2 separate regions of the Homo sapiens genome follow, and region 2 is linked to region 1. The links are chromatin loops, found by intact Hi-C in ENCODE. Cell type or tissue: natural killer cell. All regions are shown on one strand. Links, peaks and the distances in the headings refer to the core of each region. The heading gives the core; the rest is flanking DNA. Region 1 overlaps LOC102723436 (a long non-coding RNA gene). Region 2 overlaps TGFBR3 (transforming growth factor beta receptor 3).

What was found. A loop is a pair of places that touch in the nucleus more often than their neighbours do. Peaks named below come from ENCODE experiments on the same cell type or tissue, not always from the same donor. Only the 100,000 strongest peaks of a DNase experiment are listed, where the experiment ranks them.
Region 2: a loop joins it to region 1, with 2.6 times the contacts of the local background. A loop is called at or near these places in 8 of 110 quality-filtered maps.

The regions. Positions count from the first base shown.
Region 1 is chr1:91,546,791-91,551,185 of GRCh38, reverse strand. The region is part of intron 3 of LOC102723436 (a long non-coding RNA gene); the gene reads left to right. Among named protein-coding and RNA genes, the nearest start is that of CDC7, 48 kb to the right of the region's middle. In natural killer cell, for the core only: no CTCF peak of the experiment used is centred there; DNase peaks (open chromatin) are centred at 1,655, 1,975 and 2,645; H3K4me3 peaks cover 263 bases; H3K27ac peaks cover 4,000 bases.
Region 2 is chr1:91,870,156-91,874,550 of GRCh38, reverse strand. All of the region lies in intron 1 of TGFBR3 (transforming growth factor beta receptor 3), which reads left to right. Among named protein-coding and RNA genes, the nearest start is that of TGFBR3, 14 kb to the left of the region's middle. RefSeq lists an enhancer at 1,956-2,025. In natural killer cell, for the core only: no CTCF peak of the experiment used is centred there; a DNase peak (open chromatin) is centred at 1,770; H3K27ac peaks cover 2,146 bases.

The sequences.
Region 1 (4,395 bases), core at 103-4,102:
AACGGATGTGGTTACAATCTTGAAACTAGAAGCTATAGCCAGAAAATAGGTCAAGAAAAAAATAGACACAAATTGCCTGGATCTTGGCCATAAAGGTCAAGTACTGCTGGTCACAAAACAAGGAGGATTCTTCAGAGAAACTGAGGGACTCACATAATAGTTCTAGTAACAATTACAACAACTAACATTTATTTAGTGCTTACTATGCGCCAGGCACTCTGCCAAGTGCTTATCATATATCATCTCATTTAATTCCTTGGAACATGTGCCGCTGGGGGCCATATTAGTAATTTCTATCTACCTGTCAGGAAACTGAGGTTAATTACTGCATTAGTCCATTCTAATATTGCTATAAAGAAATATCTGAGACTGGGTAATTTATAAAGAAAAAATGTTTAATTGGCTCATGGTTCTGCAGGCTGTACAGGAAGCATGATGCTGGCATCTGCTCGGCTTCTGGGGAGGCCTCAGGTAACTTACAATCATGGCTGAAGGAAAAGGGGAAGCAGACCTGTCTTACATGGTGGGAGCAGGAGCAAGAGAGAGAGAAGGGGGGAGATGCTGTACGCTTGTAAACAACCAGAACTTGTGAGAACTCACTCACTATCATGAGAACAGCACCAGGAGATTGTGCTAAATCATTCATGAAGGACCACCCCCATGATCCAATCACCTCCCACCAGGCCCCACTTCCAACACTGGGGATTACATCGCGACATGAGATTTGGTGGGGACAGATCCAAACCATATCAATTATCTTGCCTGAGTACAGACAGGTTTTCCTGACTCTAAAATTCAAGCTATTAACCGCAGTCTCTCCAACTTTAACATTCAAATTTCCCATTGTGAATGTCTGAAAAATGCTTACAGTTCTTTTTTTATTATTATTATACTTTAAGTTTTAGGGTACATGTGCACAACGTGCAGGTTTGTCACATATATATACATGTGTCATGTTGGTGTGCTGCACCCATTAACTCGTCATTTAACATTAGGTGTATCTCCTAATGCTATCCCTCCCCTGTACCCCCAATGCTTACAGTTCTAGAGTGACCAAAAAAAAAAAGTGAAATAAGAAAACATATAGATATATTTTATTTGAATCATTTTATAATAAAGAAGATGAAAATGTTCAATTCAGGAGACAGTATGTGGTATAGTGGAAAAAGTAAAGTGTGCCAAAGTCTCTGTGCCCTGTATCCTGCCATAACCATTCGTATGATTCCAATTCCCTCACTCACCTTCTGTCTCAGTTTGCTGATCTATAAAATGGAATGAATCCCTACCATATATTTTGCAGTCCCGAGAAATGTTTCTGAAAGGCCTAACAAATGAAGGATTCTAATTTAGGTGGTCTAAACAGTTTTAATACATTTTAGGACTTTATTTCACCGTGGCCCACCCAGTCACAGAAAAGAGAAATGCCACAGTATAATCCTCATCTGTGCCACAAGAAACTTAAGTCAGTCTCTGTGGCCTATATTATATTTTTTCTCTGGCCTATATTATACTTTTCCTCTGGCCTATATTATACTTTTTCTCTTAAGAGGAATAGAAAAGGGAAAATCTTATGTTTATGCTGAGGAGGCAGTGTGAAGTAGCTTGAAGGAAGGGTGTGTTCTCACCTCAGGTTCTCACCTCACAGCCATTGTGGGAGGCAGCTGGTATAGTGTGGCAGTCTGTAAAACATCAGGAGAGCTGAGGTTGTGCCACATCCATCTACTTAAATTCCTTCAACGTTTTTATTACTGCTGTGTAAATTATAAAGCTTCAGGATGTGTGTGTGTGTTTTCTAGGTAGAAAGCTTGGATCAACTTTACATGTATTATACTCAGACAAGATGAAGAAGGGATTCTTGGTCTGGCTGGCTGCCCCTAAGAGGCAGGGATAAATTAGGGAGGGCCTCAGATGTAGGGTGGGGGCTGGGGGATCTGTGAGGAAGGAAGATGTGGTGCCCAGAGGTACTGAGAAACCTCAGGGCTGGGTTTGAGGTGGCTCTGTATTTGAAGGGTGGAGCCCAAGAGACGGCTCAAAACAACATCCTTCCTTCCTTCCACAAATGTTGATTGTGTGATACATACCAGGCACTGTCCTGAGCATTGGAGATACAGTGATGAAGAACAGTCTTTTACAGAGTGGTTTAAGACATTTTTGAGGCAATCAGACTTAGGCTTAAATCCTCCTGCCTGTGCCACCAATTAGCTATGACCCTGGGAAAATTATTTAAGTCTTTGAGCCATGGCTTCTTCAACTATGAAGTGGGGACAACCTGACAGTTATGACTGAGAAAAGTGAGATTATGCAAGTGAAGCATTTAGTGTCGTCTCTGGTGCAGTGAGGACTGAGTGAATGATGGATGTCCACACAATGCTGTAAACCCCATAAGGCAGGGATTGTGTCTTGGGTTCACCTTGAATCTTCAGCACTTACTGGTGTGCACAGCAGATGCTAAAAGAATTATCTGTTGAAGGTTTGACAGTTAATGGAAGAGTCAGATTAGAGGCTAGGGAGCAGGCTAAGGGTCTGGAACAGGATGCAAAGTCAAAAGCAGAAACAGGATGTAGCAACGGAATATTCATAGTAAGTAAGTTACTGGGCAGGGGGCCAGGGGAAGCCTCTTCAAGGGGTGGAGGGTGTGTAAAGGAGCATGCAATAAAGGCACAGGGTTGTGATAGGTACAGGGATCTCCCCCTCACACCAGACCCATGGGCTCATTAACACTCCCCCCTGCTCACCTAAACACACCCTGCCCCACTTCCAGCAACCACTAATGATTACGATAATAACAAAGGCAACTAGCAGGCAGGACAGACAGTTCAATTATTAGAAAGTTGTCTACGGTGAAAACTGGGGACAGAAAGATAGGCTCTTGAGACCATATTTCTAAATCAGGGGCCAGTTTGGGAGGGAGAGGACCCCAGATCTGTGGCTGCTCAGATTTCCTCTCACCCTGTCCCTAGCCCACCATCTACCATCTATCTCCCTGATAGGATGGGTGACCATAGGTCCAGGTTGCCCAAGTTTAAGCTTGTTCCCAGAGCAGTCATTACTAAAGCAGGGATTCTTACACTTTTGTGTATACACCAATCACCTAGAGATCTTGTTAAAATGCAGACTTCTATGCAGTAGGTCTGGCTGGGTCCTGAGATTCTGCATTTCTTAAAAACTCCTAGGTGAGGCTGATGCTGTTTGCCTGAGGACTAGAGTAGCAAAGATCTACCTACCACTGGTTCTCAAATGTAACTATATCAGCATCATCTGGATTGACTCTGGGGTCCCAGACACACACACACACACACACACACACACACACGCACACACACACACGGTGTGCTTCAAGGGGGCTCAGAAAGACCTGCTCTGAAGTAGCCCCCTTCAAGAACTTCCATCTGCCTTTCCCACCAAATCTTTTTTTTTTTTTTAATTAAGGGAGCACAAACAAAAAATCACCGTGTTACCCTTAATGAATACATCTCAGTCTACACACAAGAGAAGGCATCATGGGACCTGGCAGCTCTCAGAGGGCATTGGGAGTGTAGCAGCTCTTCCTGCTCCAAAGAGCCACTCTAGAGTTTTCTAGAGTTTTTCCTTCAGACGTCCTGGTGTTTAGTTGTGTGGCATACATGAGGCTTTGTGGCAGTTGGTTAATATACTGTGGGACAAGAACTGAACTAGGCACTGTGTGGGACAGGGAAAGATGCACTCTGTGGCTTTAGGGAATTTGAAATTAAAAGATAAGATTTCAGATTCTTTCAAAGCCCGAGCTAAACACATGAAAAAAACAAAAACAAAAACAACAACAACAAAAAACACAGAACACCAGAGTGCTGAAAACAGAAGAATTGCAGTGGATGGGGTTGGAAAAGAAAGGCTTCCAGTTAGAAGTCAATTTCACACCGTGTTTTGCAGGAGCGAGTCCAGCGGATTCGTGGAAATGGATGGAGGCTGCTGAGTTGAGAGACTGAGAAGTGGAGGTACCTAGGAAGGTCCTCCCTGAAAATACATCGGGTTGTAAAACCTGGAAAGAAATACCTCCATTTGTCAGGCACTCACAGGGCGCTCTCCTCTGGCAGCTCCCATGTTGAGCGCCCAGGGCAGCGACCAGACGGCGTCCTGTCCTCCTGCACGGGGCCAGAACTGGATGGTCCCGCGACACATCGTGTCTGCAGCTTTAGAGGCCTCCCCAGGAGTGCTACCGCGGTCATTTCTGCCCAGCTGTAAAATAACACCCAATCAGCGAGCCGCCAGCTGCAAACTGTTCCGACCTACTCCTCCCTCCCCGGCTTAATTCCCACCTATACCAAAGTGGCCCCACGCGGGCAGAAGCGAAAGACGGAAATGAGGGGAGGCCAACTACTCGAGATCTGCGCCCGAAGCAGATTTTCCACGCGCTCA
Region 2 (4,395 bases), core at 211-4,210, 320 kb before region 1:
ACTCCAGTCTGGTGACAGAGTGACCAAAAAACCAAAAAACCACTCTACTGTTTATTCTTGTCTTTCTCAGAATAAAAGCCAGAATTCTTACAGTGATCTGCAAAGCCCTGCCCAACCAGCCCACCACTCTTATGCTGGTGACCCAGTTGACTTCCCTCTTGTGCTCTCTAGGCTGCTCAATCTGCTCCAGCTGCCGCACCTGACTGTTGGTCCCTGAGCACGCCAGATACGCTCTGTCTCAGGGCCTTTGCATGTGCTGTTTCCTTTGCTTGGAATGTTTTTCCCCAAATAGCTACAGAATTCGCTTCTGTTAGGTCCTTACTCAAAACAGACAAACCAAACCAAAACCCCACACACATACTTTGTCTCTCCCTTTTCTGCTTTGTTTTCTTAGCATTGGTCTCTATATAATATATAATTATGTATCTTGTTTATAGTCTGTCTCCTTTAGCTAGAATGAAAGCTCCATCAGGGCAGGGATTTTTATGTTTTGTTCTCTGTTGAATACCCACACCTGGAACAGTCCTGGCATGAAGCAGGCACTTGATAAACATTATTAAATGAATAAGAAGCATTTTATGGATTTCTTTTTTTTTTTTTTGTGGCAGGGTCTCACTCTGTCACCCAGGCTAGAGTGCAGTGGCACAATCTTGGCTCACTGCAACCTCTGCCTCCCGGGTTCAAGCCATTCTCCTGCCTCATCCTCCCAAGTAGCTGGGATTACAGGCACATGCCATCAGGCCCAGCCAATTTTTTTTGTATTTTTGGTAGAGACGGAGTTTCACCATGTTGGCCAGCCTGGTCTTGAATTTCTGATCTCAAGTGATCCACCCGCCTTGGCCTCCCAAAGTGCTGGGATTACAGGCGTTAGCCACAGCGCTCAGCCCATTTTATGGATTTCTTATAGCCCCAGTTATAGGTGCACTCAGGGCATTAAAAAGGGAAAATTGGGCCAGGCGTGTTGGCTCAGGCCTATAATCCCAACACTTTTGGAGGCCGAGGACAGGAGTCTCGAGGACTCCTGTCACTTGAGGACAGGAGTTTGAGAGCAGCCTGGCCAACATGGTAAAGCCCCATCTTTACTAAAAAAAAATACAAAAATTAGCTGGGCGTGGTGGCAGGCACCTGTAATCCCAGCTACTTGGGAGGCAGAGGCAGGAGAATTGCTTAAACCTGGGAGGGAGAGGTTGCAGTGATCTGAGATAGTGCCACTGCACTACAGCCTGGGAAACAGTGAGACTCCATCTCAAAAAAAAAAAAAAAAAAAAGAAGGGAAAATTGGCCAGGTGTGATGGCTTACCCCTATAATCCCAGTGCTTTAGGAGGCTGAGGCAGGAGGATTATATGAGGCAAAGAATTCAAGATTAGCCTGGATAACATAGTGAGACCCCATCTCCATAAAAAAATCTTAAAAAGTCAGCTGGGTGTGGTGGGGCACACCTGTAGTCCCTGCTTAAAGGGACTGTAGTTGAGGTGGGAGAATAGCTTGAGCCAAGGAGTTCGAGGCTGCAGTGAGCTATGATCATGCCACTGCACACCAGCCTGAGTGACAGAGTGAAACCCTATCCCCCCCTCCCACCACCCCGTCAAAAAAAGGGAAAACCATCAATCTCGGGGAAGGAGAATCTGATTTTTAAAAAGCCTCATTTAAGACTCGTTGGACTAGAACACTGACCTCGTTTTCATGTCTGACTCAAAGCAGCACCTGTGGGTCCCCCCATCCTTACAAGTGGTTTGGGAAGACTCCCATTTTACCTCTAACAGGCATGGGCTTGCTGCGGTTTCTCTCTGCCTGTGGTTTGCCCTTTAACCCAGCAGGCTACAAAGATGAAAAGCAAACACAACGTTAAAGAAAAGAGCTAGGGAAGAGGGCAGGGGGAAACAGGGCAGAATTTCCTTGCAGCCCTGACATCTTGCCTTGTTTCTGTGCCCATCCCCTTGTCTGGTTACACAGTCCCTTCCAGAGCTGCCTTGCTTGGGGGCTGTGCTCAGTCTTGAGACTTTTAGGCCAGATGACTCTTGAGTTTTGCTTTGATGTTGTAATTTCTTTGAAGAGAAATCTTAATTTTAGGCAAAAAGGACATTGGAGAACGGATTCTTTAAAATTAAATTACCATCTTTCGAAGTGAAGTTTTAACCCTTCTCAAGATAAGGGGTTGTCCCTGAAATTTCTGCTTGCTTCTGCTGATGATGCTAGTGGGAAGTCAGGATTGGCAGGACCCCATCTTGTGAAACCAATACCGTAAATCCTCAGGGCAATAAATTCAGCTCTGAAGAAGTGTCAGACTCTTATGGGTAGGGATTATGTGGAATGAAGTACATAATTTGTATTAGTGTAATAGTAAAGTTAGAGGAATTTGCCTCCTGCTCTTATTGAGATAACATCGGCATGGTTCCTACAGGGATAGGAAGCCCAGCCAAGAAAGGCAAAGGCTTAGGAGGAAGCTATTGGCCATGTACAAAGCCTGCAGTGTCATTCACCCTGGGATTCAAAGGTATCACATTGAAAATAAATTGTCTAGAATGGAGCTGAGTTATCAGTGAGTAGTTAAAAATAATCAAAGCTACCATTTCCTGAATTCTAACAACATACTAGGAAGTAAGTGCTTTATTTATTAATTTAGTTAGTCATCATAACAATCCCATGAAGGAGGTAGAATCATTATCTCTACTTTATAGATCAGGCATGGAGCTTTAAGTAAGTTGCCCAAAATTATATTGCTTAGAAAAGGCAGGTGGGGGATTTGAACTCAGGTAGGCTATGGGGGCCCCGCACTTTCCACTATGCTGTACTGTAGTCTGCTTCTAGGACAAACCAAGCATGCTCTTACCTCAGGACCTTTGCACTCACTATTCCCACTGCCTGGGAGGTTTTTCCTTTAGATATTGTCATAGCTTTATCTCTTACCTCTGTGCTTAAATGTTACCTTGTCTGGGAGGCCCTCTCTGACCACCCTGTCTAAAATAGCATCCCTCCTGTCATCACTCTCTCTCCTTAACCTGCTTTATTTTCCTTTCCTAGGTCTTCTCATGCCTTGACATATTATTTATTTGTTGTCTTGTCTGTCCCCACCTTTAGAAGGTAACCTATGTGAAAACAGGAGTGTGTTTAATTTGCTGCTATGTGCCCACCTCCCTGAACAGTGCCCAGGACAGGGTAGGCGCTAATAAATGTTTGTTGAGTGAATGAATGAAGTAAACTAAAACTGCTGATCAAGGCCTGCCACCCTGGTTTCAGAACAAAATAATTTGTCCCTTGTGCCAGATCTCATCAGACTACCCACCACCAGAAAGTGAGTGTCCATGCAGGGCCTGGTTGATGTCTACAGTGGCTTAGTAATAGGCACAGTCCCTATCTTTTTTTTGAAAGTCAGCTGTTTCTGGAGGATCTCTTGTTTGTAGTAGTTAAGAGCATGGGCGTGGAATTAGACAGACCTAGGTTTAAGTCCTGGTGCCAGGATTTATAAGCTGGTGACTTGGGGTTGCTTAGCATCTTTTTTTTTTTTTTGGTGACAGAGCAGAGTCCCACTCTGTTGCCCAGGCTGGAGTGCAGTGGTGCCATTGTAGCTCACTTGCAGCCTTGAACTTCTGGGCTCAAGTGATCCCCCTGCCTCAGCCTTCCAAGTAGCTAGGACTATTGGCATGCGCCACCATGCCTGGCTAATATTTGTGTTTGTATTTATTTATTTATTTATTTTCAGAAACTCCTGATATTCAAATTATTTTTATTTTTTCTATGTTTCCCAGGCTGGTCATGAACTCCTGGCTTCAAGGGAGCCTTTGGCCTCTGCCTCCCAAAGTGCTGGGATTATAGGTGTGAACCACTGTACCCAGCCTTACTTAGCATCTTGAAGCCTCACCTTTCTCACTACAAAATGGAGTAAAGGGCATCTGTCTCCTTGTATTGTTGAGAAGATTAAATGGGAAATTGTGATATACATGATAGGTGTTCAGTAGATGATAACAGACATTTTGTGGGTTCAGAAGAAAGCAGAGATGTCAGCTTCTGACAGGAAGGGGAATAAGGTATAGACACTTGATCAACCACAGAATAATTACAAAGCAGCATGTGGACAAGTCTTGGCTTTGTAACTAAGTAGCTGTGTAAAGCTGGGCCAGTCGTTGAGCCTTTCTAATTTTTGGTTTGCTAATCTGTAAAATTAAAGGGTCGGAGTAGATACTACCTGTTCTAGCATTCCAAATTGGCTCTGACTAGAAGATAACATGGAACAAATTATACACAAAATGATAAGTGACAGAATGTTCACAGTAGGATGGGATTAATCAGAAGTCTCTTTTGGAATGAGGTGAGGACTATTGGTAGAGTTCTTGGACTTTGAGGAATAGCATAAAGATGGCAGATTGTGATAAAATGGTTAGATCTGACAAAATTCA